2 separate regions of the Homo sapiens genome follow, and region 2 is linked to region 1. Evidence: read pairs that join two places in POLR2A ChIA-PET (ENCODE). Cell type or tissue: Caco-2. All regions are shown on one strand. Each heading gives the region's core, and the rest is flanking DNA. Links, peaks and the distances in the headings are about the cores only. Region 1 overlaps NCOA6 (nuclear receptor coactivator 6). Region 2 overlaps PIGU (phosphatidylinositol glycan anchor biosynthesis class U).

Region 1 (16,005 bases), core at 4,859-8,858:
TGCTTTTCTCTGTTGTCTATTGAGACTTGAAGGATGCAAACAAAGTTTAATATTAGGTTAAACTGAACAGCTAAATTTTTCTAGGGAAAGAGACCTTAAATCCCCTCTAAAACAATAATAAGTAACTTTAGAACTGTGTATCTACAACAGTTGGTTTTTCAATTATTCTTAGTACTGCTTTCTTCTCTTAGCATGGGCAACAGAAAGTTAGCTAATAAGCAAGAGTCTTTTGCAACTAAAACTAAATCCATAGCCTGTTTTTTTTCATAGCCTTATAGAATTCCAAGATTTGTGGGGATACTATAGTAGTCATTTAATTCAAGTTTCTCAACTTCAACACTATTGATGTTTGGGGCCAATAATTTTTTGCTGTGGGAGGCTGTCCTGTGTGTTGTGGGATGTTTAGTAGCATCCCTGGCTTCTACCCACCAGATGCCAGTAGCACCACTACTTCCCTGCATTTGTGCCACTTAAAATGTCTCCAGACATTACCAAATGTCCCCCAGGGGACAAAATTTCCCCTAGGTGAGAACCTTGGATCTTGTGCAGATTCCCATCTAGTACTGGAATGCATGTTATAGTGTCACTATTGAACATGTAGTCAGCATATACTTGAAATTTTCTGGGATTAGGAAGCTCATTATGGACCAAGAAGACCTGTTTCTTTTTTTTTTTTTTTTTTGAGACGGACTCTCGCTCTGTCGCCTAGGCTGGAATGCAGTGGCACGATCTCGGCTCGGCTCACTGCAAGCTCTGCCTCCCAGGTTCACGCCATTCTCCTGCCTCAGCCTCCCATGCCACCATGCCTGGCTAATTTTTTTTTTTGTATTTTTAGTAGAGACGAGGGTTCACTGTGTTAGCCAGGATGGTCTCGATCTCCTGACCTTGTGATCCACCTGTCTCGGCCTCCCAAAGTGCTGGGATTACAGGTGTGAGCCATCGCGCCCAGCCAAAAACCTGTTTCTTATCTCATGAGAGCTTTCTCTTTTTTTTTTTTTCTTGTGAAGCAGTCTCACTCCATCACCCAGGCTGGAGTACTGTGGCATGATCTCAGCTCACTGCAACCTGTACCTCCTGGATTCAAGCGATGTCTCACCTCAGCCTCACGAGTGACTAGGATTACAGGCAGGTGCCACTATGCCCAGCTAATTGGCTAATTTTTGTATTTTTAGTAGAGATGGGGTTTCACCATGTTGGCCAGGCTGGTCTTGAACTCCTGCTCTGAGGTGATCCACCCACCTGGGCCTCACAAAGTGCTGAGATTACAGGTGTGAGCCACCGCACCAAGCCCTCATGAGAGCTTTCTTAACTGTCTAACTACCATCTTTAAAAAACCAGGTGCGATTCCTCAGAAACAGATCCAGTTTCAACAGATAAACATTAGCCTAACTGTCCTCTCCAACTACAAAACTTAAAATATAACTTTTTTTTTTTTTTGAGACAGAGTCTCGCTCTGTCACCCAAGCTGGAGTGCAGTTGCGCGATCTTGGCTCACTGCGAGCTCTGCCTCCCAAGTTCAAGCAGTTCTCTGCCTCACCCTCCCTAGTAGCTGGGATTACAGGTGCCCACCACCATGTCTGGCTAATTTTTGTATTTTTAGTAGTTTCACCATCTTGGCCAGGCTGGTCTCGAACTCCTGACCTCAAGTGATCCACGCGTCTCAGCCTCCCAAAGTGCTGGAATTACAGGCGTGAGCCACCGCGTCCGGCCTATAACATTTAATACGTAGCTGGGCAGCCGGGCGCTGTGGCTGACACCCGTAATCCCAGCACTTTGGGAGGCCAAGGTGAGCAGATCACAAGGTCAGGAGATGGAGACCATCCTGGCTAACATGGTGAAACCCTGTCTCTACTAAAAATACAAAAAATTAGCCGGGTGTGGTGGCGGACGCCTGTAGTCCCAGCTGCTCAGGAGGCTGAGGCAGGAGAATGGCATGAACCTGGGAGGCGGAGCTTGCAGTGAGCCGAGATCGCGCCACTGCACTCCAGCCTGGGTGACATAGCAAGACTCCCTCTCAAAAAACAAAAAAAAAAAATGTAGCTGGGCTTGGAAGCAGAGGGATGGGGAAAGAAAGTAGAGGAACTCCCTAGGGCAAAAAAAAAAAAAAAAAAATGTCAAAGGTGAATATTTAAACGGCAGTAAACAAATGAGATTCTGCAGGGTCCAAAGCATTTGGGTTTTAATGGCCGGGAAGGGATAGAAGATAAAGCCTTGGGTCAACAGGAAGAAGCAAGTTAGAATTCAGAATTCTTCATGAAGCCAGAATTTTCAGTGAAAGATAGATTAGGAAAATGTCACTCTCTGGCATAGGGAAATTAATGGGAAATTTGTCTGTGTTCGCTGGGGCTCTAGACGTTAGGTGGGAGAATGGGTGTTGTGGAATTGTCTTCTCTACCCTCTTGCATTTTGGACATTTGATATGTTAGTGAATACCCATTAATAGCCAGGCTAAGTCATTAACATTAGGTAGGTCTAGACTGGTGATAACTGTTGAAGCTGTGGAGGGGCGTATTTTCTCAACCCAAGTCATTGCATACTTCTCCTAGTTAAAGCCTGATATAAATGAGCTTATATTCTGAATTTATACAATTTAGGATTAGATTCCCTCCCTCTAAAATTTTAGGTAATAGGAATGTCAGAGTATTAACAATTATGAGAATCATAAGAAAACAAGACACTATCAAACATAAGGAGAGATGGGGGGAACAGAACTTACAGAAATTTAAAAATCATCAAAGTGGATAACTTATTCAGCAAATTAGAAATAGGTGGATTGGAAGGTGAATTTGAATAAATCACTCAGGATGCGCAGAGAAAAAGAGATGGAAATATGAAAGAGGTCAAGAGACAAGAAGAATAAAATGAGAAGGTTTAACATATGTTTGAAAAGAGTTCCTGAAGAAGATAAAGAAATTGAGGAGGGATGACAGTCAAAGAAAGAATGGCTAAAATTTTTTCCAGAATGGATGAAAGACGTAAGTCCTCAGATTCAGAAGCCCAGTATTCCTGAGCACTACAAAATAAAAATAAAACTACATCTAGACACAATATTGTAAAGCTACAGAACATTGAAAAACAGAATGTTAAAAGCAACCCAAAAGAAAAGACGTATTATTTACAAAGGAAAGACTATCAGCTTTTCTTGATTTCTCAACAGCAGCATTGGAGGCCAGGAAGCATTGGAATAATTTTTTCAAAGTGCTGAGGATATAATTGACAGCCTAGAATTTTAAACATAGCTATACTATCAAGAGTAGTATGAAATAAAGAGCTTTTCAAAGAGACTAAGAGAATTTACCATTAACAGACCCTTGCTAATTGAACTGCTCAAGGATGTACTTCAGGAAGAAGAAAATTGAACCTAAGATGGAAGAAATAAGATCTAAGAAGGAATGGTGAGCTAAATAATTGATAAGCATGGGGTAAATCTAAATAAGCATTGACTTATTTAGTAATAATGATGATCATATATGTCTTTAAACTTTAAGTCAGGTATGTCTGCTGACATTTTAAAGATACCAGTAAAATAATATGAATGGAATATATAACTTCTAAACTAGTAGTGGAGGATTAAAGAGGATGACCATGATGAAAAAAAATTAATCCAGTAAAATTCAGGAAAATAGGAAAACAGAATAGAAAAAAAGGGTAAATAGAAATCATAAAATGACAAAAAAATCAAAATATACTAGTAAACAATAAAGGTAAATGGATTATGAACACTGATAAAAAGGAAATGATTAATCAGAATAGTATTCTCAGGTTTACCTATGTGCTGTTACAGGAAACACATAAAATATAAGGACTCAGAAGGTTCAAAGTTAGAAAGATAGAAAGATTAACAAGGTGATTATTAACCAAGAAAAGCATAATAATATTTTTACCAGATAAAGCAGACATTAAAATAAACAGCATCACTGAAGGTATATAGGGCCACTATATAATGTAAAAGGAAAAATTCACCAGGAAGTTGCTAAACTCTTACGTATTTAACAACCTAGCCTCAAGACATTTAAGAATTGCATGTAAACAGCAAACCTTAGGGGAGATTTAATACACCTCTGTGAGTAATTGATGGCCAAGTTTGTAAAAAATTAGTAAGGATAAAGGAGAGCTTGAATAACAAAATACTTTTTATATAATGGACATATATAGAAACCATGCAGTCAGCCGGGCACGATAGCTCACGCCTGTAATCCCAGCACTTTGGGAGGCCGAGACAGGCAGATCACAAGGTCAGGAGTTCAAGACCAGCCTGGCCAACATAGTGAAACCCCGTCTCTACTAAAAATACAAAAATTAGCCAGGCATGGTGGCGTGTGCCTGTAGTCCTATCTACTCGGGAGGCTGAGGCAGGAGAATCACTTGAACCCAGGAGGCAGAGGTTGTGGTGAGTCAAGATTGCGCCACTGCACTCCAGCCTCGGCAACAGAGTGAGACTCCATCTCGGAGAAAAAAAACAAAACAAAACCATGCAGTCATAATTCAAGAATTCTTAATATTTCCAAGCATAAATGGAAAATTTATACAAACTGACCAAGGATTATTCCAAGAGCACGTTTCAGTAAATACCAAATATTAATATCACATAGATTCTGTTCTCTGACCATAGTGCTGTTAGGTTAAGTCAGTGGCAAAAAAAAAAAAGCATAACCAAAATATCTCATATTTTTGGAAACGTAAAAATGCATTATAAATACTTAGTGATTTAAAAAAGCAATCCTGATGGAAATTAGACAATATTTAGAATGGAATTATGAGAATAATATATACTGAAATGTGTGAGATGTAGCCAATACAACACTTCAAAGAAATGTTAAGCCTTCAGAAATTTATATTAAGAAAGAACACCAACTGAAAATTAACAAGCTAAGTGTCTGACTTAAGAATTGAGCAGAGCTGTAAGTTATGAGGGAAATAATACAGATAAGAATAGAGATAAGTAAAATATGAATCAAAAAAACAACAGAACAGCAAAACCAAAAGATTCTCCTGCCTCAGCCTCCTGAGTAGCTGGGATTACAGGCGCCCACCACCACGCCCAGCTAATTTTTGTATTTTTACTAGAGACAGGGGTTTTACCATGTTGGCCAGGCTGATCTCGAACCCCTGATCTCAAGTGATCTACCTGCCTCAGCCTCCCAAAGTGCTGGGATTACAGGTGTCAGCCACCGTGCCTGGCCCAAAAGATGTTTCTTTGAAAGGACAGCTAAAACTGATGAATGTGCTAAGACCACCAAGGAAAAAAAGAGGGCACAAACAATGTAAAGAATGAAAAAAGTACAAATTTTAAAAGGTGAATATTATAGTATATGAATTATATATCATTTTTTAAAAAGAATAGAAAAAATATATTCCACAATTAACTATGCTAATAAATTTTAGTGTTGGCAAAATTATAATTTAATAAAAATTGACAGTAAGACATTGAAAACTTGAAAAGTCTATAGCCATTTAAGAAATTGAAATAAAAATCTGTTTCCCTGTAAATCAATTAGTATGACCTATAGGCCCAGATGGTTTTACAGGAAAGTTTTCTCAGACATTTAAAGAACAGATACACACATTCTTCCAGAGCATAGAAAAAGAAGAAAGATGCTTTCCAACTCATTTTGAGGTTATTTTCACCTCGATGCCAAAAATCAAAATGTCACAAAATCTGCCCTTCAAGCTAAATGTCATCATTTTCTTTTTAGAATTTTTCATTGTTCTCTTATTCATACCTCAACATTCCTAAAAGTGTGCTTTGGCCAACTTAGTCCTGCAAGATGCTCCATGACAGAGAATTCTGTAGCCAAGGAAAGGAAAAGAGAATAAGTATAGGCGTTGTCACTTTTTTTTCTTGAAGACAGGCTCTTGCCCTGTTGCCTAGGCTGGAGAGCAGTGGCATGATCATAGCTCACTGCAGCCTCAAACTCTTGGGCTCAAGTGATCCTCCTGCCTTAGCTTCCTAAATAGCTAGGAATCCAGGCGCTTGCCACCACACTGGCTGATTTTTTTATTTTTTGTAGAGATGGGGTCTTTCTATGTTGCCCAGGCTGGTCTCAAACTCCTGGCCTCAAGCAGTCCTCCCACCTTGGCCTCCAAAAGCTCTGGGATTACAGGCATGAGCTACCATGCCTGACCTATTCTCACTTAGGAGCATAGATGATAAATTCTGAAAAGTTTAGCAGTATCAGAAATTTTCAGATATGGAGAAAGAGGAGTTCTCAAACTGCTAGTTTGAGTATAAATTGGTATAACCACTTTTGAGAGCAGTTTACCAATATCTAGTAAAATTAAAGATGCTTAGACTTTAAAACCTAGCAATTCTAAATATATAGTCTAAAGACACTCTCATGTATCCACAAGAATTCATGACAAATACACAACATTGCAAAATTATAAGAATAAAGGAAAAATAAAACCTTAGTATTCATCAGCAGAAGGGTGGATATATGCTTCTATACAATGGAACCCTTATAACAGTCAAGAGAGATGAATCTCAAAAAATACATTAAGTGAAAAAGGAAGCTGACAAAGAATGCATATAGTAAGGTGCCATTTATACAAAGATTAAAAGCATACAAAAAATGTTTATCTACAGAAAAAGTGCAGTTTACCTACAGATACAGAAAAGGTCAATAAACAAGAACAGAACTGTTAACCACAATTGCAATAAGAGGGAGGAAGTGGAATGGAAGGAGTAGGGGGCTTCTGCTGTATCTACATATATATCTGAAGGACATAAGAGCAAATTTTTTAAATTTTAAAAAGGTAGATGGTGGGTGTAGAAACTTCCAGGCCGGGTGCAGTAGCTCACGCCTGTAGTCCCAGCACTTTGGGAGGGCTGGGCTGGAGGATCGCTTGAGCCCAGGAATTTGAGACCAGCCTAGGCAACATAGCGACCCCATCTCTATAAAATATAGAACGATTAGCTGGGCACAGTGGTGTGTGCCTGTGGTCCCAGTGGCATGTGCCCATGGTCCCAGCTATTTGGGAGGCTGACTCAGAAGGATCACTTGGGCCCGGGAAGTCGAGATGGCAGTGAGCTGTGATTGTGCCACTTGGCAGACTGGGCAACAGAGCGAGACCCTGTCAAAAAAAAAAAAACAAATTTTCCATATCTTTTCATATTCTTGAAATAACTCATTAAAAAACAAAAATTGTGCCAATTCCAGTACTCTATTTTAGGGATCTTTTTTCTAGGAATAATAAGGATGAACAACCCTGCCACTGTTATGATACCCCCGGGTGGAAATGTGTCATCTTCCATGATGGCACCAGGCCCCAATCCAGAGCTGCAGCCCAGGACTCCTCGCCCTGCTTCTCAGTCAGGTAATGACTTCCAATCTTTGAGGATGAAGAGTCTGAAACTTTCTGCACAGATCATTATAAAATTCAGTTATCTCTGATGCTGAATTTCTAATTTCCAAACTCACAATGTCAACCTTCTTTACAAAATCTGACCTGATTTCTTCAAACTAAATGTCATTATTTTCTTTTCAGAATTTCTCATTGTTTTCTTATCAATTATACCCCAACATTTCTAAAAGTGTGCCTTGGCCTGCGTAGTCCTGCAAGATGCTCATTACATAGAATTCTGTAGTCAAGTAAATTTGGTAAATGCATCATTCTTTACCCTCCCTCCTGGAGATTCAAAAGTAACATATTGGAGGCACTGAAAGTCCTACAGTGAAGAAACGCATCTAAGTTTGTTAGGTTCAGTGTTTCCCAAACCTAATTGTTTTGTTTTCTTATAATGCTAATTAACATAGTTCTCCAGAATATGATTTGGTAAATACTGGTCTCCATGTTTTACACTTCGCTCTTAATGTCCACTACTGACCAAGCTCTTTTTAAGACAGAATTCATCATCTTGGTATGTTGCTTCATACATAGAAGGTATTCACAAGCATTTATTTTATCGAATAGTACCAGCAGATTTTGCTCTGTATATCCAGAATTACAAAGGCCACTTCTCTAAGATCTAGATTGCAGTAGGTTAATTATTGCTTTGTTGACTATCTTTAAACAGATGCAATGGATCCACTCCTCTCTGGGCTCCATATACAGCAGCAAAGTCATCCCTCAGGATCTTTAGCTCCCCCACATCACCCAATGCAGCCTGTCTCTGTGAACAGACAAATGAACCCAGCTAATTTTCCCCAGCTGCAGCAGCAGCAGCAACAACAACAACAGCAGCAGCAGCAGCAGCAGCAGCAACAACAGCAACAGCAGCAACAACAGTTGCAGGCAAGACCCCCACAGCAACATCAGCAGCAACAGCCACAGGGAATTCGACCCCAGTTTACTGCCCCAACTCAGGTGCCTGTTCCTCCAGGCTGGAACCAGCTGCCTTCTGGAGCCCTTCAACCTCCTCCAGCCCAGGGTTCTCTGGGCACAATGACTGCAAACCAAGGGTGGAAGAAGGCTCCCTTGCCCGGCCCAATGCAACAGCAACTCCAGGCAAGACCATCCTTAGCCACGGTACAGACGCCTTCCCACCCTCCCCCTCCATATCCCTTTGGCAGCCAGCAAGCCTCACAAGCCCACACAAACTTTCCTCAGATGAGCAACCCAGGCCAGTTCACAGCTCCTCAGATGAAGAGTTTGCAGGGAGGGCCCTCTAGGGTCCCAACTCCCTTGCAGCAGCCCCACCTCACCAACAAGTCTCCTGCCTCCTCACCCTCCTCCTTCCAGCAGGGATCCCCTGCATCCTCCCCAACGGTTAACCAAACTCAGCAGCAGATGGGACCAAGGCCACCTCAAAATAACCCACTTCCCCAGGGATTTCAGCAGCCTGTCAGCTCTCCGGGTCGGAATCCTATGGTTCAACAGGGAAATGTGCCACCTAACTTCATGGTGATGCAGCAGCAACCACCAAACCAGGGGCCACAGAGTTTACATCCAGGCCTAGGAGGTGAGGAACACTGTAGCTATTTGTGTTGGTAAATTTGCTGGAGCTAGATCTTAGTAGAACTTCAGTTTTTAGAGTTAATGGAGGGAGTGGAGTAAGGATATAATTATTTGGTTTTGTGGATATGGTGGTGACACTTGATATAACTTAAAGTTAACTTGATACGTTATGCAGCATCTTACTGGTTAAATTTAAGCTAGCTCTCTGGACTAAAATTCAGGTAAAATTCAATGTAGAGATGTTCATTTTGTTTTTCAAATTATTTTTGCTTGATCTTGTACTAGTAAATTAAAATGTCCAGAAGAAAAATGCATTTTGTTAACAATTTAAACTTCTCAGTTGCTGAAAAATTAAGATTATGCAATAGAGCAAAATAAAAAGAACAGGGTCTCATTGAAGAAAAGGCCCTTTTAGTTATCAATTTTGATAATCCTAGTTAATAAAATAGTAAGCATGGTACTTGTTAAGTTTGGTTAAAGTATTAAAGGGGAATAAGTTCAGAAATCATTGACTTTTATAGTTTTATAATGCCAATGCCTGCTCCTTAGAGAGGGAATTCCACCAGTTATACCTAAAGGAGATTTATTTATTTATTTTGTAAGGTGCCTCTTGTATGAAGAAAAAGCAATGGAGCTTAATGTGTGAGAGGTAAAACGATTACAGTAAAACTTATCCATCTCCATGTTTATTATTTATTCTTATTAATCATTGATCTAGTGCACATGAATGTGCTTGGAGCTTTTCAGTAAGGTATAGAGTATCAGTAATACTGTCATCTGATAAACATACTCCCCACCAAAAGACACCCATTGCCTACCCAGAAAAAACCCCTTGCATCTTTAGTGCAACATAGCAAAGGCATGTTCCCATGGTTTCTGATGAAGTTAAGTTGCTCATCAGCCTTTTACTCTCTTGTAATTAATTTTGCTGACATGCAGGCTCTAATATTTGAATTGTAAGAAGTTCTTAGAAAATGCAAGGATGTTTCAGCTCCAAATTTCACTGTTCTGGGTATCTACCCCAGATCAGTGGAAGCTGGGTAGTCCCTCCTGCAAATGTGATTACTGATTTAATTACAGTGGGAGCATGCAAATGGGACTTGTCACTGTTAAAGAAAGGACAAATGCATATTTGTCTACTAAGAGTTTTTCAGGACATTGAAAATTTGGCCCTTAAAAAAATAAATGGCCAGGCGCAGTGGCTCACGCCTGTAATCCCAGCACTTTGGGAGGCCAAGGCGGGCAGATAACCTGAGGTCAGGAGTTCGAGACCAGCCTGGCCAACATGGTGAAACCCCGTCTCTACTAAAAATACAAAAATTAGCTGGGTGTGGTGGTGCACACCTGTAATCCCAGCTACTTGGGAGGCTGAGGCAGGGAGGATTGCTTGAACCTGGGAGGAGGAGGTTGCAGTGCGCTGAGATTGCTCCACCACACTCCAGCCTGGGCAACAGAGCGAGACTCCATCTCAAAAAATAAAAATAAAAGTAAATAAATAAATGAATGAATGTAATAAATTTTTAAGTGAGTTTAGGTCTTGATGCTTTCATAGAGCAGATGATATGCTCACCTAGGTGATCTGGCCACATCAAGGCCTGTGTTGTAAATGATAAGTGGGTTCTGAGATTCTCCTTATTACAAGTTTTCTAAAATTAGCCCTTCCAAAAAGGAACTGATACTTGAGAAAGATTCCATTAGAGTATGGTTTTTGGTACCAAACCTGTCAGAATCACAGCAAACCTTATGAGGGGAAAGCATAATGATTTAATACAGCATCACTTTGAAGCTCCCATGAACTGTTTCTAATCTCCTGTCTCTTCCAAAGAGACAAGCGCAATAATGGGGGGAAATTTTCTGCAAAGGAGATTGCCATCAGTTTCCCTCAAAGGAAAAATAATCAATCTATCCTTAATATCAGGACCCATCTCTTTGTTTTATACTATTTCACATCAATTTGTTTGAAATGAGAGAATTTAGCATATTCCTTTGGTGCCTGTGTTAAAATAACTAAAGTTTTGGGGTCCATTGTTAATTACAGAGAAAAGTGAGCCCTCAAACCTTGCTGTGGCGTGGCCTCAGATCACATTTAGGGAGCAGATTGCCATCTTTTCCTTGGCATGTTCTAAGTGTAAGTTTTTTAGTATTTATTTTTCATTTTGACAATGCCTCATATAAGAGATTGTGTTGATTTTTTTAACCATCTTTCCCAACCTTATTATTAAAGATCCTACCAGTGTGACAGAGAGAGCTAAGCCAGTGGAGACTTCATGCAGCTCATCCTTCCTTATTCATTCCATATCTAAGCAAGAGTATAAATTTGCTAGGTAACTGCCTTACTCATTGTTTTCTATTAAGGAATGCCTAAACGCCTCCCACCTGGCTTCTCAGCAGGACAGGCCAATCCGAACTTTATGCAAGGTCAGGTGCCTTCGACCACAGCAACCACCCCTGGGAATTCAGGAGCCCCTCAGCTGCAAGCAAATCAAAATGTCCAGCATGCAGGTTTGTTTTCTGTGATTTGTTTAGCCAGCATTTATTGAGCATTGTGTCGTAGACTTGATAGACAACAGGAGTATACAGATAAGTAATAAGTCTTGGTCTCTCCCCTTAATTTCAAGCCCATAAATAATTATTCTTTCAGGGCAGTAACTTTTGTCAATATATCAAAAGTAGGTAAAATGTCACAGGAACTCAGAAACATCTAAGAGGAGATGGAACTTGAGTTAGAGCAGGAATCAGCAGTATTTTTTTTCTCTGAAGGGGCAGATAGTAAATATTCTTGGCTTTTCAGGTTATATAGTCTCTTGTTGGAGCTACTCAACTTTGTTATGATAGCACAGAAAGTAGCCATAGACAATACATAAACAAACAAGCATGGTAGCATTCCAAACACTTGTTTATTTACAGACCAGCAGAGGGCCATAGTTTGCTGACCCCTGAGTTAGAGCTTGCTCAGGTAGTAAAAGGCAAAAAGGCATTTCTGGCAAATGAAAACCACAGACACAAAGGCATGGAGGCATGTTTGGACAACTGCAACTTTTTAAATCTCTACGTGGTACATGTTAAGCTTTGTTTATGCTGAGTGTCTGAATTCTGGTTTACAGTGTGATATTTTTCAAACTTCATCAGTTCACGTTTACTACCAACAGTGTACTGCAAAAAGAAGAAATTTTGGAGAGGAAATAAGATACAGGGGAATGGCTAAAAAGTATTTGCAAAGCAGTAATGTATAAGCTCAAACTTCATGTTTCTGGTTGCTTAAGGACCACATGACTAATCCTCTTACCCTTTCTCATTGAAGCAGTTTGGACTGAGATAGTGCAACTAGTTTCTGAATTCCCATCCCTCCTGGAGTTAATTTAGTAATGTGACTCCAACTTTAATTGTAAATCACTAAGGAATGAGACAAAAATCTGACTTTTACAAAAAAAGTTCACACTATTTCTGGCAGGGTAACAGAAGGGTAGTGCAAACTGCTTGAATTTCTCTATCTGCTAATGCAAAACTGCATTCCTGAGTTATATGAATTCATGTTTGTTTTTTTTTTATTTTGTTTTGTTTTTTGAGACGGAGTCTTGCTCCGTCGCTCAAGCTGGAGTGCAGTGGCTCAATATCGGCTCACTGCAGCCTCCACCTCCCAGGTTCAAGCAATTCTCTGCCTCAGCCTCCTGAGTAGCTGGGATTACAGGTGCCCGCCACCATGCCTGGCTAATTTTTGTATTTTTAGTAGAGACGGGATTTGACCATGTTGGCCAGGCTGGTCTTTGAACTCCTGACCTCATGATCCACCTGCCTTGGCCTCCCAAAGTGCTGGGATTACAGGCATGAGCCACTGTACCCAGCAAATTCATGTTTTTTTATAGGAAGTTTTAAAACAGGCCAGGTGCGGTGGCTCACGCCTGTAATCCCAGCACTTTGAGAGGCCGAGGCAGGTGGATCACTTGAGATCATGAGTTTGAGACCATCCTGACCAACGTGGTAAAACCCTGTCTCTACTAAAAATACAAAAAACTAGCCGGGTGTGGTGGCGGACGCTTGTAATCCCAGCTACTTAAGAGGCTGAGGCGGGAGGATCACTTGAACCTGGGAGGCAGAGGTTGTTGCAGTGAGCTGAGATCACGCCACTGCACTCCAGCCTGGGCGACAGAGAGAGACTTCATCTCAAAAAAAAAAAAGTATGTTTTAAAACAATGACAAAGTCATTTCTCATTCTTGTACCCTATCACAGCTATTTTGTGTTTTTATATGGTACCTTCCACATGTACATGTTTTTTGTTTGTTTTCTTTGTGTGTGTTTTTTTTTTTTTTTGAGATGGAGTTTTTGCTCTTGTGCCCAAGCTGGAGTGCAGTGGCGCAGTCTCGGCTCACTGCGGCCTCTGCCTCCCAGGTTCAAGCGTTTTTCTGTTTCAGCTTCCCAAGTAGCTGGGATTACATGCCCTGCTATTTTTTTAATTTTTAGTAGAGATGGGGTGTCACCATGTTGGCCAGGCTGGTCTCGAACTCCTGACCTCAGGTGATCCACCCACCTTGGCCTTCTAAAGTGGTGGGATTACAGGCCTGAGCCACTGTGCCCGGCCCACGTGTACATGTTTTGGTTTCCCCATTTATCCTATCTAAAGTAGCTCTACTCTTATCTCTTACTTTCTCTTCTCTCACCCTACTTTCTCTTGTTAGCTTTTACTGCTTCCTGAAAAAATACTTGTCTGTTTGTTAGTTGTGTCTCTTGCCAGTTAGACTGTAGGCTCCAAGGATGCAGGGATTTGGTCTGTCTTGTTTATTGATGTTACCTCAGCACCAAAGTGCCTTCTATGTATCAGGTACTTAATGAATAATTGTCAGTTGAATGAATATACACAGTATATTTATTGTATACAAGCATATACAATGGTCATGGAGTTCCACTTTGAGTTTATAAGGCTGGTTTAGAAAATCTTCCTTAGAGTTCAGGAGAAGTCTGGATAGTGTGAACAAGGTAGTTTGCCCCCTGCCTTCATAGTTGGAGCATGGACTGGCTTCATAACTTCATTGTAGGGGATTTTCTAGTCCCCATTTAAAAGTGAAAAATAAGGCCAAGTGCGGTGGCTCAGCCTGTAATCCCAGCACTTTGGGAGGCCAAGGCGGGTGGATCACCTGAGGTCAGCAGTTCGAGACCAGCCTGACCAACATGCTGAAACCCTGTCTCTACTGAAAATACAAAAATTAGCCGGGTGTGTTGTTGTGCGCTTCTAGTTTCAGCTACTGGGGAGGCTGAGGCATGAAAATCACTTGAACCCAGGAGGTGGAGGTTGCAATGAGCCGAGGTTGCACCAGAGCCAGATTCTGTCTCAAAAACAAAACAACAAAAAAAGTGAAAAATAAAAGGGACAAAATTAACTACAAAGTTATTCAGTTAAACGGGGAGATAATGCAAGTAGCTATAGGAAAATCCCAAAGACCCAGTAAATAAATAAGCACTACAGCAAGGCGGGTAGCAACTTTTGTCTAAGTTAGAAATAGCTGAGAAGACTAAAACATGTGCCACATGATTCACCAGGGACTGCGCAGGAGAGGGTCACTGAGGTTTTATTATTCCTCTATTTGCAGCTTCCAGATGGGTCATCTAGTCAGTTGGCTCCCACCAGAGGCTCAGCTTCCAGATCAAGATTAACTGCTTTTTACCACATCAGGGCAGAGGACACCTGTCCTTGGTGTTATTTTCTTTGAAGTGCAGCATCCACATATCACACACATAGCTTTTGAGAGTCATTATTATTACAGTTTTCCAAGAAGCATTTTTAAATGTCTTCTCATGATTGTTGAGGTTTTCCTAAGAGGACACTTCACATTCTTTTTTTTTTTTTTTTTTTTGAGACGGAGTCTTGCTCTGTCGCCCAGGCTGGACTGCGGACTGCAGTGGCGCAATCTCGGCTCACTGCAAGCTCCGCTTCCCGGGTTCACGCCATTCTCCTGCCTCAGCCTCCCGAGTAGCTGGGACTACAGGCGCCTGCCACCGCGCCCGGCTAATTTTTTGTATTTTTAGTAGAGACGGGGTTTCACCTTGTTAGCCAGGATGGTCTCGATCTCCTGACCTCGTGATCCACCCGCCTCGGCCTCCCAAAGTGCTGGGATTACAGGCGTGAGCCACCGCGCCCGGCCGACACTTCACATTCTTATAGCAGAGTTATTTCAGTAGCCCATAGTGCTTTTTGAATTTAATTTAATTTAATTTTTTGAGACGGGGTTTCACTCTGTCACCAGGCTGGAGTGCAATGGCATGATCTTGGCTCACTTCAACCTCCACCTCCCAGGCTCAAGCAATCCGCCTGCCTCAGCCTCCCAAAGTGCTGGGATTACAGGCATGAACCACCCGAGCCTGGCCACTACAAGTCATTTTAAAACAGTGAGATGCTGCCTTTCTCATTATTTAATCTGAAAGAAAGTAAACTTTCTTGATCTTTGAAACGTTAAATCTTTAAGATACCATATGGGAATGTAGAAACTGTTTCTCCTTCTCTATTATATGGTCATTGGGAATGTAAGCAGTTATCCCACAGCCACATCTTTGTAGTTTAGAAAACTCACAGGAAGTATGTCAACAGCATATTTATGTTGGTCAGTGGATATAAGGGTGATGGATGTCTTTCTGAGTAATGTAACTTGAGTATCTTAATACCAATAAGATAAAAATATTTATTTCTGAAACTGTGACTTTTTTTTTTTTTAAGGTGGTCAAGGAGCTGGTCCTCCTCAAAACCAGATGCAGGTGTCCCACGGGCCGCCAAATATGATGCAGCCCAGCCTCATGGGAATTCATGGCAACATGAACAATCAGCAGGCTGGTACTTCTGGGGTTCCTCAAGTGAACCTCAGCAACATGCAAGGCCAGCCCCAGCAGGGCCCACCATCTCAGCTGATGGGCATGCACCAGCAAATCGTGCCCTCCCAGGGCCAGATGGTCCAGCAACAAGGAACCTTGAACCCTCAGAACCCTATGATCCTTTCAAGGGCCCAGCTTATGCCACAGGGCCAGATGATGGTGAACCCCCCGAGCCAAAATCTTGGGCCCTCGCCCCAAAGGATGACCCCACCCAAGCAGATGCTTTCCCAGCAGGGCCCACAAATGATGGC
Region 2 (16,005 bases), core at 7,321-11,320, 190 kb after region 1:
CATTTTATTTTTATTTTTAAACATTTTTTATTTTTAAATTTTAAAATTTTTTTAGAGATGGGCTCTCACTATGTTGCCCAGGCTGGTCTTGAACTCCTGGGCTCAAGCAATCTTCCTACCTCAGCCTCCCAAAGTGCTGGGATTACAGGCATGATCCACCATGCCCACCCTAATTTTTAATTTTTATAAGTACATACTAGGTGTGTAGCCTCAGTTTACAGATGAGGAAGCTGAGGTCTAGAGAAACTTGCTAATAAATGCAGAGCAGGATTTTAACCAAGGTCTGTACCCGGCTGCCATGCTACACTCCTGTTTGGCTGAAGCCAGCCAGCCTGTCTGCCTCTGGATCACCCTTGAGTAGCAGGTCCTTCCTGAGACCTCAGGGAGAGCTTTCTTCCTGGTGGGATTCGGCATTCCCTTAGAGGCAAGGAGTGAGAGACGGTGTCAAAAAGAGGTCCTTTATCATCTAAGGGAGAGTTGGGAATGTTTGAAGAGCGAGGCAGGGGTCCTAAGACACCAGTTAAGGAGAATGGAAAACGTGTTCCTAAGACCCAGGACTGTGGCACCATGGAGACCCACAGTGGGGCTCTAATCGTCACGGTTCATGCTGGGGTTCCCACCCATAATCCCACATGGCCAGATGGCACCCTGCTTGGGGAGAGGGATACTCTTGGACCCTCCAAGATTAGGAGGTGAGGGGAATATCTTCCTGAAATGCCCTGTTTGGTGCCCCGAGGCACTCATGGCATTTCTAACTATAGCTGGTCTTCAGCCAGCCAAGCCCACAGTGGGAGGAAATAATCGAAATCCAGGAGCTACCACCAGCTGTGGGCATGGGGAGCCATTGACTGAGGAGTCTGGGGTTTGCTTCTTGGCACCCCAGTACCTCTGGGGGTGCTCTGCCTTTGAGCTACATGATGCTCACCTTGGGCCTCTCCATTCAGGGGGGCCATTGCAGCAGGGAAAGCATGCCAGAGAGAGCGTGTCAGGCTAACTGTAACCCTCTGTCTTTGCAGTCCTGAGAAACATCTTTGTCCTCACCTGCATCATCATCGTCTGTTCCCTGCTCTTCCCTGTCCTGTGGCACCTCTGGATTTATGCAGGAAGTGCCAACTCTAATTTCTTTTATGCCATCACACTGACCTTCAACGTTGGGCAGGTAAGAGGGACAGCATGGGGGTCAGCTTGGGGACAGGAATTCATTTTGCAGCCTCAAGCATTCAACGATGGCCTTGGATTCTGCATACCGGGGGGTGCAGACGTGAAGGAGGCACAGTTACTCCCCTCAAGTAGCTCCCAGTCAGTGAGGACGGGGAAGTAAGAGCAGTGTAAGGCTGAACCTGGCAGATATGTATTGGGCACCACACTGAACCATAGCCATGCTGTATTCTCAGCAAGCCTAGGAGACAGGGCATGTTAGCCCTACTTTACAAATGAGGGACAGAGGCTTGCAGAGGTCCTCTCTTCTCGAAGGTCATTGGAGGAGCCAAGAACAAAATTCACATAAGGCTTGATTTCTGAGGCACCCCTTTCTGTAATGGTGCCTGTGGTTCCAGCACCCATAGGGAGTAGATAGAGTGAGGGGGAGAGGGCAAGGCAAGGGGAGGAGAGGCTCTGCGGACTCTCGGGACAGCAGGAACAAAGGCAGGCAGAGGAGAAGGGGGCCGGTCTGGCTGTTGGGGAGTTGAGCATAAATTGTGTGGCTGGGAGCGGTGGAGAGGAGGCTGTGGTCACAGGCTGAGGAGTACCAGCAAGGAGCTCAGCCTTCCCCTGAGCTGGGAAGCCTGTCCCTCTGTTCCACAGAGCAGGATTCTCAATCAAAATCCTCAGAGGGAGCTTGTTAAAAATGCAGATTCCCTGTTAACAGGCTTTAAACTCTGCAATTATGTTGCAGCCGTCCCAAGTACATGGCTCTGTTTTAAAAAGCCAGGTTCTCTGATCCCACTCCCAGAAATGTTGATTCAATGTGGAATACAGGGTCAGGAATTTATATTTTTAATAAGCTCTTCCAGAGGTTCTGTGGCAGTGGGTCTAGCAAACTCTAGGTGGACTCACCCACGCTTCTTGGAAGTTCCCTCCTCCACGTGCTGCCTTCTCTCAGGTCAGGCTCTGGCCTCGTAGTGGAAGTCTTTTGAGAATCACTTGTACCATTTACCATTTCAATTGCCATTGGCACAGCCAGGCATTTCCTATGTGTAATAGCCTGGATGGGAAGCAGGCTGGCTGGAAAGACTAATGATGCCAGTGAATAATCCCCAGGGTAATTCTTGCCTCCAAGGTTAGCTGCGGGAAAAGAAAGGAGTTAGGGCTTTTTCAGTGAGTGATGGGACTGGTGTTTCCTGCATGGACATTTCTGGAGGATTAATGTTCAGCCCAGCCAGTTGTCTTGGTTTGTGAGCAGAAGAAAGAGAGATAGAGGGCCTTGTAGCCTGGGTGGGGCCCAGCCGGAGGGCCTGTTCTGTCTCTCACACTGTAGTTAGGGTTGGTGGATGCGCAGCCTCTCTTACTTCTGACCCACGCAGGCAGAATTCTGCAGGGCTCAATTGCATATCCTGAAGGAATCCAGAAGGTTGCCCTGGCTCTCCTGCCTTTCTGGGATCTCCTTCCTTTTCCTTACCTTCCAGTGGTAGCTGGCATGGGTGGGCATTGGGCCTGCCCTGGGCCTCTAGGGAGGTTGGCAAGCTCCACAGAAATAGTCCACAGCCTGTTGTCTTGTCATGAGTCTTAGTCTTAAGTTTGGGTCTGGAAATACAGTTGCAGTGATTATGAAGCATCCATGGAACTTGCCAGATAACAGCTTTCTTCTCTGTGGCTGCCTTTCTGAGAGAAGGGACTCTAAAGCAGCACAGGGGGTTGTCTGCAAGTGGTCAGGTGCCATTGAAGGCAGGAGAAACTGAATTATTGGAAAGAGGGATTGGGGTTAGGGATGGAAACCAAAGGCAGGTGGATCAAGTGTGTTCATAGCTGAGAGAAACCAGCTGGACTCTTGGCATGATCTCTTACCTTTTTTTTTCTTAATCTCTTTTTAAAATGTATTTTAAATCATCAAGTAATACATGAATTCATTATTGCTGGGGGAAAGAAGTCAAACAAAATAGAAGAATATGGAATGGGCTGAGTGTGGTGGCTCATGCATGTGATCCCAGCTCTTTGAGAGACCAAGGTAGAAGGATTACTTGAGGCTAGGAGTTCAAGAACAGCCTGGGCAACATAGCAAAAGCCCATCTCTACCAAAAAATAAAAAATAAAAAGACTATGCAATGAAAAGAAAAGATCTGCCTGAGCCCCCATCATTTTCTACTCCTCTGCAGACGTGGCCTTTGGGATCAGTTTGGTATGTGTCTTTGCAGACTTTCTTCTGTGCATTTATAGACAGCTATAGACACAGGTACATAAAGAGGGTTTTTTGTTTGTTTGTTTATGTAGGTAAATGGCATTCTCCTTTAAGTAGCATTCTTTGGCTTGCTGTTTTTCACTTAATGATTTTGTCTTGAGATAATTTTTTAATACCTCTGTAACATCCAGTGGTTTGGACTAGGTACAGCCCTGCTGATGGGCATTGAGGTTGCCCTTGGTTATTTTGGCACTTTATTTATATATTTATTTTTTGAGATAGAGTCTCACTCTGTCACCCAGGATAGAGCGCAATGGCGTGATCTTGGCTCACTGCAACCTCCACCTCCTGGGTTCAAGCAATTCTCTCACCTCAGCCTCCTGAGTAGCCAGGATTATAGGCGTGCACTACCATGCCCGCCTAATTTTTGTATTTTTGGTAGAGAGTAGAGACAGGGTTTCACCACATTAGCTAGGCTGGTCTTGAACTCCTGACCTCAAGTGATTTGCCCGCCTCGACCTCCCAAAGTGCTGCGATTACAGGTGTGAGCCACTGCGCCCAGCCTATTTTGTCACTTTAAATGTAAGAGCCTTGCAGCCGGGCCTGGTGGCTCATGCCTGTAATCCCAGCACTTTGGGAGGCTGAGATGGGAGGATCACTTGAGGTCAGGAGTTTGAGACCAGGCTGGTCAATAGCAATAAATAATAAAAATAATAATTAGTAAATAAAAAAGTAATAATAAATAGTAAATAAATAAAATGGAAGAGCCTTGCATATCCCTCCACATATTCTTGTACACACATGCTGGAGTTTTATAGAGTAGATTCCACGTGGTGGGATTTGCTGGGTCAGGGGGCATATGCATTTTACGCCTTTGGCAGGTATTTCCAAGCTGCCCTTCAGGCAGGCCACACCAACCTACAGGCCTCCCAGCAGGGGGTCCAAGTACTTCCTGGGGCTGCTGGCTTTCGACTTTGTTGCTGCTGCTGCCAGGTCACTAACAGGGTGCATCAGATGGGGCCACTTGCTCACTGAGGCAGTCACTCGAGGCATGTCCTTGTCCCAGAGCGCTGACTGAGGTAAGAGAGCCCCTCTTCATGAAAGTTATGCCACCCTTGCCTTTGGACCTGTTGGGAGCCTCAGAGTGCAAAATGAGACATTTCAAGTTTTACTAAGAGTGAAGTGTCACCTCCTCATAGAGACCTTTCATGAGGTCCCCTTGTCCCACTGTCTTTTTCTCAGCCTTGCATGTCCTGCGCAGCCCAAACCCAGCCCCTGCTTCTGTGTCTTCCATCGAGACGTACGGGATTTGGGGACATGTTCTCAGTTCCATATCCTGCTGTGAGCTAGGAAGGTGCCTGGTATTCACCTGCCTCATTTTCTCCTCCTTGGGCAAGACAAAGCAGAGCTCTCTTAGGAACCAGATGAGTACAGATTTCAAGGAAGTATCTAGAACCTTGATATCATTGCTGAAATCAAGAGCTGAATATAGAGAACATCTTGGCTTATAGATTTTTTTTTAAATCCTGCTCTGTTTGAGTTGTTCAGTGCCATACCCTATTACAGAACAAATTATGTGTGGATTATTAGTTATACCGGCAGGTAAACCAGTGACTAAGGCCCCATCCTTTACCCTGGGAGCTATTATTTTTCTGCCTGTGGCATGGTTCATTTGCTAATTATGGTTGTTCCTCAGAGTCAGTAACAGGAAATGACAACAGTAAACCATCCATGGTGGGGGGTGCGCCTGAGTGTGAGAGAACGAAGGAGGGATTGAGACCAGTGGATTTCTTGAGGGCCTCCCCCACTTCCTCAAGTGATTTAACTTCTCTAGGTTGCAGTTTCCTTATCTCAAAAACCGGGATGATGACCCACAGCTTCCAGGGTGTTGAGAGGATTGGACATAACTTGTGGGTCCTGTTGCCATTACTCATGTGTGTTGACATGGGAAACAGCAAGAGCAACATGCTCTTCAAATACCCAGAGCAGATTCCTGGAGAGACAGTCCATGAACCAAAGGAAGCAGTTTTTTTTTAACCCTTTTATTTTGTGAGTCAGTGACCAGCAGGTGGAAAATATTAATCAAGGATTACATATAAACAAAAAGGAACTTGTTTAAATTTAGCTTTTTTAAAAGAGTAGGGCAAAGTGTCACACTCACCTTCATTCTGTTTAAAAACAGAGAACATAAGAAAATCTTCTCCTAAAATTAAAATTAATAGTGGCTTATGCGGCCGGGCGCGGTGGCTCACACCTGTAATTCCAGCACTTTGGGATCATGAGGTCAGGAGATCAAGACCATCCTGGCTAACACGGTGAAACCCCGTCTCTACTAAAAATACAAAAATTATCTGGATGTGGTGGCACGCGCCTGTAGTCCCAGCTATTCGGGAGGCTGAGGTAGAAGAATTGCTCGAACCCTGAAGGTGGAGGCTGCAGTGAGCCAAGATCGTGCCACTGCACTCCAGCCTGGGCGACAGAGCGAGACTGTGTCTCAAAAAAAAATAAAAATAAATAACAGTGGCTCATGTTTCAGGAGAGCTTACTAGGGGCTGGCCCCACGTGATCCCTATAATCTTCTGATCACGTGCTCAGATGGCCTTCCGAACCATTCTGTGTGCATTTACATAAACTCATAGGCTCATGGAGAGAGAGGCTTATTTGTATGTGGGTATGTGTGTTTTATTATTGACATAATGATGAAAGTAGGACTTTTTTCCCTTTTAGTAAAATGTCTGGGTGAACTTTCCTTGCTCATATGTGAGAGAGGAACCTCCTTTTTATTTGAGTCCTGCATATGTGAACTCACCACACTTTATGTAACTACTCTACTGACAGCCCTTTACATTGTTTTCCTTTTTTTCTTTAGTTATAAGGAATTTACTCCTCATAACAGCCCTTTGAAGGAAGTACTATTATTAACTCATGATACAAATGAGGAAACTGAGGCTTGGAAGGGTTAGAGACTTACCCAAACTCACTAAGCTGTGAAGGGGTGTATTTATCCACAGTCTTGTTTGTCACATCCTCTTAGTAGACTGTGGGTTCCATTAGGGCGAGCCCTGGGTCTGTCTTCTTCATGGCTGTATCCCCAGCACCAAGAAGAATATTCAGTGACTACTTATTGATGACAAATTGAATGAGCTGGCATCAGAAACCACATTTTATGACCAATGCTCTAACACATTTCTGTACACCCTGACCTCCCCGTGCCAATCCCTGTTTTGGTCTGATTTGGGCCTCTGGCTAGTCTACTGGATTACTAGGGGGTCAGAGCCAGAGCCCCCTTACCCTTGTATCCCAGTAGCTGGCCTGAGAGCCCCACTCCTGCCCTGTGTCTACATCTAAAGCAGACTTCTCGTCTGCCTGCCCTTCCTTTTTTAAATTTTATTTTAGTAGGCCGGTTGCAGTAGCTCGTGCCTGTAATCCCAACACTTTGGGAGGCTGAGGCGGGCAGATCGCTTGAGCTTAGGAGTTCGAGAACAGCCTGGGCAACATGGCAAAACCCCATCTCTACAAAAAAATACAAAACTAACCGGGTGCAGTGGCAAGCTACCTGTAATCCCAGCTACTCAGGAGGCTGAGGCAGGAGAATCGCTTAAGCCCGGTAGGCGAAGGTTGCAGTGAGCCGAGATCACGCCACTACACTCCATCCTGGGTGACAGGAGTGAAAATGCTATCTCAAAAAAATTTTTTTTAATTTTATTTCATTTTTTTTTCTTTTTGAGACAGGGTCTTGCTCTGTTGCCCAGGCTGGGGTGCAGTGGCACAGTCACAGCTCACTGCAGCCTCAACCTCTTAGGCTCAAGAGGTCCTCCCACCTCAGCCTCCCAAGTAGCTAGAACTACAGGCACACCCCCACACCTGGCTACTTTTTAAATTTTTGGTAGAGACAGGGTCTTGCTATGTTGTTACGAGCTCGAACTCCTGAGCTCAAGCCAAACTCCTGCCTCAGCCTCCCAAAGTGCTGGGATTACAGGTGTCAGCTGCCGCACCTGGCCAACCACCCACCCTTCCAAGCAGGATCTGGATCATCTGGAACCCTACTCCTCAAGCCACTGCCTATTTGCCATGAGGGGCCAGCCCTGACCCCTCCCTGTACTGCAGACCCTCAGATACTGGGCTGGCCTTGCATTGGCCATTCTCCTTTCTGTTTTGAGTGAGGCCTGAAGCCCGAGGTCTGACACCAACCTCCTGCATGCTGCCTGTCCCCTGCCTGGGACTCACTGTTCACTGCAACACAGGTGAAACCACAATCCTGTCTCCCGGAGTTGCCTCTCAGTTGGCCTGGTGTGTCATTCTGGGAAATGGGACCTATGAGGAAATGCTTGGAGACGTGTTGGGTGGGTCATTAGTGGCTGAGTGGTGTGTAGCCCCCATTTGGGGTTGGCTCGAGACCCATTTCAGGTTTCTTCCTGCCGGTTGTGTGTGGCCTGGGCTGTGCAAGATCCCAGGTCTGTGTGTGGGAAGGCTCGTTGCTCCCGATATGCGGTGCCTGTGGCCAACCTGGAGCCCTTGTCCTCATCCTGCTGGATGTGCGTGTTTACTTTGCTTTTCCCAACTAGTGTAATTCTGTCAAGGTCTTAGTTCATTCCTTTGTCCTTCCAGCACTGAGCATCCCAAGCTTGTCCCTCACAGGCCCTTCCCAGCCTATTCTCCTCCCCAACAACCAGAGTGACAGGAAGAGCCCAGGCTACATACAGCAGGACAAAGGCCACAGAAGGCCAGGGCTCTGGAAGCCCAAACTCTATAGCGACTCCAGCCCTGTCTGTCCTGGCTCGCTGGCCTCAGGCACATCCCGTAACTCCTGGGAAGCTAATTTATTTATTTGCAAATGTTAATTAGGTTCCTACTATTCACCAGGCACTCTGCGAGGGGTGAATGAGACAGAGGTGTACTTCCAAGGAGCCCTCGGTCTGTGGAGAGAAAGGAAAAGACATGGGCAGGACAGGGCAGCCTGACGAGCTGGGAGCCCAGAGCTGGGCTGTTAAGGAGGCTTCCTGGGGAAGGTGGCCTCTAAGTGGGGTCCTGAGGGATGGGTAGGATCTAACTGGGTTCTATGATTTTAGGTAGCAAGACCTGGGTGGGGGTGAAGGAGGGAGAGAGAGAGAGAGAGAGAGAGAGAGGAGGAAGGAGGGAGCAAAGGAGGAACACCGTGCTGCTGGGAGCTCAGTGGGACTGGCTGTACCACTTGAGAGGGAATGAGGGCAATTCAGACAGCAGTGGTCAGACCACAGGCCTTCAAGGGCCTCTTATGCAGAGGTCCAGACTGCACCTTTGGCTTTAAGAGCTGAGGATAAATGTGATCAGATCCATGCTCTGAAAACCTCACTGCTGGGAAGAGCAGAGGTAAGAGGTGTGAGCCTGGCATCCAGGGCACCAGGGACGAGGCTAGGGGAGGTTGAAATCTGGGGGAGGTGGTGGTGGCCTCAGTTTCCTCAAACTGGGAAGGTGGTTTTGAGGACTGAATGTGGGAAAAGTGCCATGTAAGTGAAAAGTGCCATGTAAGGGACAGTTACTTGTAGCCTCATCCTCAGTCTCACCTTGTGACCTCTCAGACCCTGACACTGAGGTCCAGAGATTTCACTTGTTACTTTGCATCTTCAGAGCTGGAGGGTGGAGTTTTCTCCTCCACCATTTCCTCCTACATAATGTCCGCTCCGGCCTGTGGGTTGCCAGGTTACGCCAAAGTGCTGTCCAGCTCCACAGTCGGCCGCCAGCCTCCTCTGCCTCCCAGCTTCCTGGATCCCAGGCAGGTGGGCAGAGGCTGCTGCACTTTGCCAACTGTGACGGCCACATGCATTCCCCCCAGCGTGGGCTGACTGTCAAATGTCAGTGTCTGTGTCCCCAACAGCAGCAGGAGGCCTGGGGAACCAGGACATGCCTGGGTGATAGCACCTGCTTCTCTAGGAATCTGCAGCCCTGGTGGTGGACAAGGCTGCTGTCCTGAGCCCAGTAGTTTCAAGACACACTGTATTAACAACCTCTACTGGCTTTTTACAAAAAAAGTCAATCTCTCTCTCTCTCCACTGAGTGACAGAGCTGTGAACTGGGGAGAGCAGACTCCGCAGGGTGTAAAGGTACCTGAGGTGTCAGCACAGGCCTGGCATGTAGCAGGACTCAGTTCATGTGGGTGCAGACCCTAGGGGGTTGTGGAAGAACTCAGGATTGGGCCTCTGACAGGCAGGACTGGCCCCTAACTCTTCACTTCCTACCATGTGACCTTTTGCAGGGCCCATAACCCCTGAGCTTCCCTTCTCTAAGTAGGCATTGTCAGCCCTACCCTGGGGGGTTGGAAAGGGACAATATTGTTTTTTTGTTAAAGGGCCTGGACCAGGGCAGACACTCAGAAGATATTCATTTCCCTGTCTCTCCATCCTGCCCTGCACTAGAGCATGTTCTGAGGGTTTCGTTCTACTTCTGATTCATCCTGTCTGTCCCTGGTCACCCCTTTATCAGCTAGCTGCCCCATGAGCTCTTCATCATGGTCCCAGAGGGAGGCGGCCCTGGAGCCCTCATGGCTGCCATAGAGAGGAATGTGGACCGAGCCGTCCCTGGGGGCAGCGCTGAGAGGGTACAGACCAGCAAACAACTCAGAGAGAGCTGGCCCTGTGCCGGGCCTGGGGCCATAGAACTGGAGCAAATGCAGCCCCATTTGGTTGGGAGGCCAGTGGGCAGTGACTTCACTTCAGGGTCCATGTAACAATGCAGGGTTAGAGAAGACTCCTGGCAGGAGATGAGCCTCTGAGGGATAGGTGGGAGCTGCAGCGCTGCTGGGCAGGGCAGGGGGAGCCAGGGAACTTCTGAGCAGGCAAGCGTGCGTGTATGTGTGTGTATCTGTGTGTGTGTGAGTGCAGTGCGAGCATGTGAGCAGTGAGAGCGTGCGTGTATGTGTGTGCATCTGTGTGTGTGAGCATGTGTGTCTAAGCATTGCAAGCTTGCATGTATGTGTGCACCTGTGTGCGTGTATGTGTACCTGTGAGTGCAATGTGAGCGTGTCTGAGCAGTGCGAGCATGTGTGTGTGCAAGCATGTGTGTCTAAGCATTGCAAGCATGCGTGTATGTGTGCACCTGTGTGTGTGCACCTGTGTGTGAGTGCAGTGCGAGCCTGTGTGAGCAGTGCAAGCGTGCATGTATGTGTGTGCACCTGTGTGTGCATGTGTGAGCAGTGTGAGTGTGCGTGTGTGTGCACCTGTGTGTGTGTGTGTGTGTGTGTGTGTCCAGAGAGGTGGCTGCAGGAAGAGAAGAGGGCAAGTCTGAGAAGGGGATTGGCAAGGCAGTATTTCAGCCACATTGGGTGGGATCCAGAGACCTGAGGACACAGAGTGACATGTTCTGGGGTCCTAACTGGCACAAAGACTAGAGGAGCCCGGCCGGGCGCGGTGGCTCATGCCTGTAATACCAGCACTGGGAGGCTGAGGTGGGCGGATCATGAGGTCTGGAGATCGAGACCATCCTGGCTATCATGGTGAAACCCCGTCTCTACTAAAAATACAAAAAAAGAAAAAACTAGCCAGGGGTGGTGGCGCACGCTTGTAGTCCCAGCTTTCTCGGGAGGCTGAGGCGGGAGAATCACTTGAACCGCGGAGGTTGCAGTGAGCTGAGATCACACCATTGCACTCCAGCCTGGGTGACAGAGCGAGACTTCGTCTCAAAAAAAAACTAGAGGAGCCCAGCATTGTTGGTAACAAGCTAGAGCCTATTACTGTCATTTTCCAGATGAGGAAAATGCAGCCCAGGGGACAGGAAGAGACTTAATATCACACAGCCGCTGACTCGCCCATGCAAATTCCACAGCCCCTTGCCCAACTCGCCCCTGTCCAGACTGGGCAAAGGGGCTCTGGGTCTGCAGCTGCTGTGTTGGCTGCACCCTAGGGCCTCTGGGAAATCCCTGCTCTCCTCACGGCCCAAATGGAAAGCCCCAAGGTCAGAAGAGGTTGTCCTGGCTACAGGCTTCCCTCTGAAAGGGCCAGGCCTCTCGGCCAGCCTGGTGTCCTCTCCCTGGGGGCAGGGTGCTCACTCAGGACTGATGACACCCAGGGCTGTGTGCCCAAGCCGCTCACAGGGCTCTTCCCGCCACCCCCTTTATCCTCCAGATTTCCACACACACAGCAGAGTTGACAGCTTTAGCATTGGACACCCATATACATACCCACCAGCGGGAGTCCACCATTCACATCTTCAGGTACTTCTTCCATCATCCCTCAGTCCATCTTACTTTTTTAGTGTATTTCAAATTGAAATGCAGACATCAGTACATTTCCTGCTAAATATTTCAGCATGTGTATCATTTTCTTATGTAAAATTTATTATACAGGGAAAAGTGCAAATCTTTTGTGTACATTTGCCAAAGCTCTCTTTCACTCAGCAAAATATTTTGAGTTTGTTACATACAACAATAGGTCATTGCTGTTAATTTTTTTCCTGTTTCAAGAGCTGGAGTTTTGCTCTGTTGCCCAGGTCGACCTCCTGGGCTTAAGGGATCCCCTTGCCTCGGCTTCCCGAGTAGCTGGAATTACAGGCACAAGCCACCATTCCCAGCTAGTTCATTTATTTTTTAAATAAACTTTTTATTTTAGAATCACTTTAGATTTATAGAAAAGTTGCAGAGATAGAACAGAGTTCCTGTAAGCCCCCACCTAGTTGCCTAAGTTGTTAACATCTTATATTTTACCGTGATGTGTTTGTCAAAACTAAGACACTCACCCTGATACGTTACTATTAGTCTGAAACACTAGAATGGATTTGGATTTCCTGTTGTTCCAGTCACAGCCTCTTTCTCTACCAGGACCCCATCGAGAGGTCCACATTACATGTAAGGTCACATCTCCCCAGTGTCTTCTGCTTTTCTTCTTAGTCTTTTCTGACTTCTCATGACCTTGACAGTTGAGGAGCGCTGGCCAGGTATCTTGTAGAATGTCACCCAATTTAGGTTTGTCCCCCAGTTTAGGTTTGTCTGATGCTTTTCTTAGGACTATCCTGGGGTTGTGGGTTTTTAGAAAGAATACCCCAGGCAAAGTGCCCTTCTCATCACATCTATTGGGGTTACATGCTAGCCACGTGATTTCAAGCTGATGTTAACCTCCACCACGTGGTTAAGATAGTGTTGGCCAGGTCTCTCCACTGTAAAGTTACTCTTTTCCCTTTCCCTGCTCCTCAGGAGGAAGTGAGTAACCAAGTCTAGACCCCCCTAGGCTTAGGAGATGCAGAGTGGACAAGAATTAAGCTCCTTCTATGGGAGGGGGATATAACTACCTACATTGTTTGGAATTCTTCTGGAAGGAAGATTTATCTCCCCCCCCCCATTGATGTATTGATTCATTGATTTATTGGCTGATTTGTTTTAATTGAAGCTTTATTTTTTATTATTACTTTTTGAGACGCAGTTTCGCTCTTGTTGCCTAGGCTGGAGTGCAATGGCGCATCTCCGCCTCCCAGGTTCAAACCATTCTCCTGCCTTCAGCCTCCCAAGTAGCTGGGATTACAGGCATGCGCCACCATGCCCGGCTAATTTTGTATTTTTAGTAGAGACGGGGTTTCTCCATGTTGGTCAGGCTGGTCTCGAACTCCCAACCTCAGGTGATCCGCCTGCTTCGGCCTCCCAAAGTGCTGGGATTACAGGCATGAGCCACCGCACCTCGCCGAAGTTTTATTTTTATCAATGGAATACATGTATGTAGTTTGCAAAGTTAAGGCTTATAGGGGAAAAGAATAGCTACCTAAAGTCTTACTGTTATTTCTGTTGGTACTTCTAAATAACATGCTTACTTTTCCATGTGTACGTTTTTCCGTTTTATATTAGGTTGGATCATATGAAATTGCCAGTATTCAACCATTTTTTTATCTGCAAAACTGGCAATTTCATATGGTCCAACCTAATAACCTAATCTTTTTCTTCCTGCTTCTTGTCCAGATGATTATTGTGTGACATGGAGTTGCTTCGTTTTGATTGTTGTGGATTGTGACTGCACCTGCCCCTCAGCTGACCTGGTTCAGGGATCAGCCTCTGAGCTCAGCCCCTGCTTTGGGCTCCTCCTGCCCAGATGGCATCTCGGGCCTGGGTGAGAAAGGGCTGCAGGGTATGAGGTCAGCCTTTGCTGTGATCACTGCCCCCCAGTGGGCCAGCCTGGAGCTGCCAGCTGGGCAGCTGGGGGCAGGGCCTCGGGGGCTGCCTGAGCTCTGTCTGCTTTGCTGACGCTGTGACCAATCTCGTGCTCATCAGTGATCTGGGCCCCAGGCAGACCACCTTTCTGGGTCCATGGCCATTAGTCCAGTGCTCCAGGTGTAGCCTTAGGCCAACCATTGAACCCTTTGAGTCTCAGTTTCCCCATCTGTTTAAGATGAGGATTGTTCAACCTTCCAGATGGGCTTCTGTGGTGATAGAATGGCAGGTACTTGTCCTGAGGCCATCAGAGCTGCTGGTGACAGGACACCTTCCTGAACTCCTCCAGGCGCCTCTGATCTCTCCTTAGCTGCTGTTGTGTTACCTTCAGGTCAGTGAGAAGCTGCCCAGGACAGGGTCTGGAGGTCTAGATCCCAGGCTTAGCTCAACCTGTCTTGCCCCAAGACCATAGCCAAGTGCTCTGTGCCTCAGTCTCCCCATCTGTGCCAGGTGGTTGGTGCCAATCCTCTGAGGCCTCCAGGTGCCTGAGAGCTGCGGTGTCTGTAGTGTGAGCCCCTGTCCCCTCATCCTTCTCTGAGGCTGGGCCCTGCCCAACCTGCTCCAGGGACCAGTGGTCTTGGGAAGCTTGGGCTGACTGGGATTGCAGACTCCGGGTCTGGTGTATAGGGCCCTTGGCAAATCCCTATTCCTTTCTGGGCCTCCTTGAAGAGACAGTGGGCTGAGCTTCTAGGCTCCCTTTGATTCTTCTGTGTGTGGCCCAGAATGGGACAGACAGACTGAGCTGGGCACAGAAATACCATAGTGACAGAACCATTCGAAGACCCTGCCCTGATGGAGGCCCCGGGCCAGGGGAGGAGGCACAGTCAGGCTGTCAGCTGAATGGAAAATTACACTTTCGATGAGTCTGTTATCGAGTAGAGATTAGTGGGGCCAAGAACTAATCTGGGGGGCAAGTGATCCTTCCTGAGCCCTGAAGAGTAAGCAGCTGTCAACTAGATGAACGGGGAGAGAACATTCCAGGCAGAAGAAACAGTAAAGATCCTGCCGTGGGGTGAGGTGGAGCCGGGAGAGGGCGGACAGGGACCCTAGCAAGGTCTCAGAGCACGAGGGAGTTCGAGCTTTGCCCTAAGGCTTGGGAAGCCTTTGGAGGATTTGAAGGCTGGAAGTAACACCATCAGATGTGGGTTTTGAAAAGCTCCCTCTGGCTGCCAGGGAGAATGGGGTGGGCACGGGTTTGAGAGCAGGGAGCCCAAGGACCAAGCTTTGCTGTTGTTTAGGAGATGAGATGACAGTGGCTCTGTCCAGAGTAGTGACTGTGGGGATGGATCCAAAGGGTGGATTTGAGTTTAGGGGGAATTGACAGGTCATGGTGGCTCGATGTATGAGAGAAGTGTCAGGGCAATTTTGTGGCCTGGGCACCTGGCTGGAAGATGGGGGCATGGATGCTGAGTGGGAGAAGTGTATTTGACAGAGGGAAGGTGAGGAGTTTGATGTGGACCTGGCTGGGATGGAAGTGGCTGTGGGAGGATGGGGCAGAGGCCTCTGGTTGCACAGGCACCAGGCTGGCATTCGAGGCCAGAGCCTGGGATGGAGGTGTAGACCATGGGTGGGGGCAGGGGGAGTCCAGGCAGCTTCTGAGAGGCCAGACCTTGCAGGGTCAATTATGGGCCCTGAGGTGGGGGCCCTGAGGAGGGCCTCTCCAGTGATTGTGATCCAGAGCCAGGCAGGGGCGTTCCTGTCTTCCAACAACACCTGCCAGCAGTTCAGGGATCCTGGGTTTAGGGGGAGGTACCCAGCAGCGCCTCACACCCTCTCTCTCCCCCCAGATCCTGCTCATCTCTGATTACTTCTATGCCTTCCTGCGGCGGGAGTACTACCTCACACATGGCCTCTACTTGACCGCCAAGGATGGCACAGAGGCCATGCTCGTGCTCAAGTAGGCCTGGCTGGCACAGGGCTGCATGGACCTCAGGGGGCTGTGGGGCCAGAAGCTGGGCCAAGCCCTCCAGCCAGAGTTGCCAGCAGGCGAGTGCTTGGGCAGAAGAGGTTCGAGTCCAGGGTCACAAGTCTCTGGTACCAAAAGGGACCCATGGCTGACTGACAGCAAGGCCTATGGGGAAGAACTGGGAGCTCCCCAACTTGGACCCCCACCTTGTGGCTCTGCACACCAAGGAGCCCCCTCCCAGACAGGAAGGAGAAGAGGCAGGTGAGCAGGGCTTGTTAGATTGTGGCTACTTAATAAATGTTTTTTGTTATGAAGTCTACCCTGAGACCACATCTGCATTGCACTCCTAGAGGGGGTGGCCCCTAATAATGTTCTGGAACACTACACACAGGTGTGGGTTTCCAGAGCGAGCACCGCGGCCACAGAACACAAGTCTGTGCGCCAGAGCCCGGGGATGGTGCGGGCAGCCCCACCAGCACCCTCCCCACTCCCAAGCAAGCGGCTGGAGGCACAGGGCCAGGCAGGCCTGAGCAATCTTTATTCTGCAGAGGGACAATGACCACAGATCCATACACCACGTGGAGACCGAGGGGCGGGGAGCCA

What was found. Peaks named below come from ENCODE experiments on the same cell type or tissue, not always from the same donor. Only the 100,000 strongest peaks of a DNase experiment are listed, where the experiment ranks them.
Region 2: POLR2A ChIA-PET joins it to region 1 with 9 read pairs; 4 of 35 experiments call an interaction of 5 or more read pairs at or near these places.

What each region holds. Positions count from the first base shown.
Region 1 is chr20:34,750,117-34,766,121 of GRCh38, reverse strand. NCOA6 (nuclear receptor coactivator 6) reads left to right here. Exons shown (of 15, transcript NM_014071.5): 6 at 7,189-7,317; 7 at 8,018-8,902; 8 at 11,254-11,400; 9 at 15,603-16,005. Among named protein-coding and RNA genes, the nearest start is that of TP53INP2, 54 kb to the right of the region's middle. In Caco-2, for the core only: no CTCF peak of the experiment used is centred there; no DNase peak of the experiment used is centred there.
Region 2 is chr20:34,560,258-34,576,262 of GRCh38, reverse strand. PIGU (phosphatidylinositol glycan anchor biosynthesis class U) reads left to right here. Exons shown (of 12, transcript NM_080476.5): 11 at 1,017-1,159; 12 at 15,284-15,721. The coding sequence ends at 15,397. MAP1LC3A (microtubule associated protein 1 light chain 3 alpha) reads right to left here. Exons shown (of 4, transcript NM_032514.4): 4 at 15,918-16,005. Among named protein-coding and RNA genes, the nearest start is that of MAP1LC3A, 9.5 kb to the right of the region's middle. RefSeq lists an enhancer at 10,305-10,806 and a silencer at 15,740-15,789. In Caco-2, for the core only: no CTCF peak of the experiment used is centred there; DNase peaks (open chromatin) are centred at 9,092 and 10,072.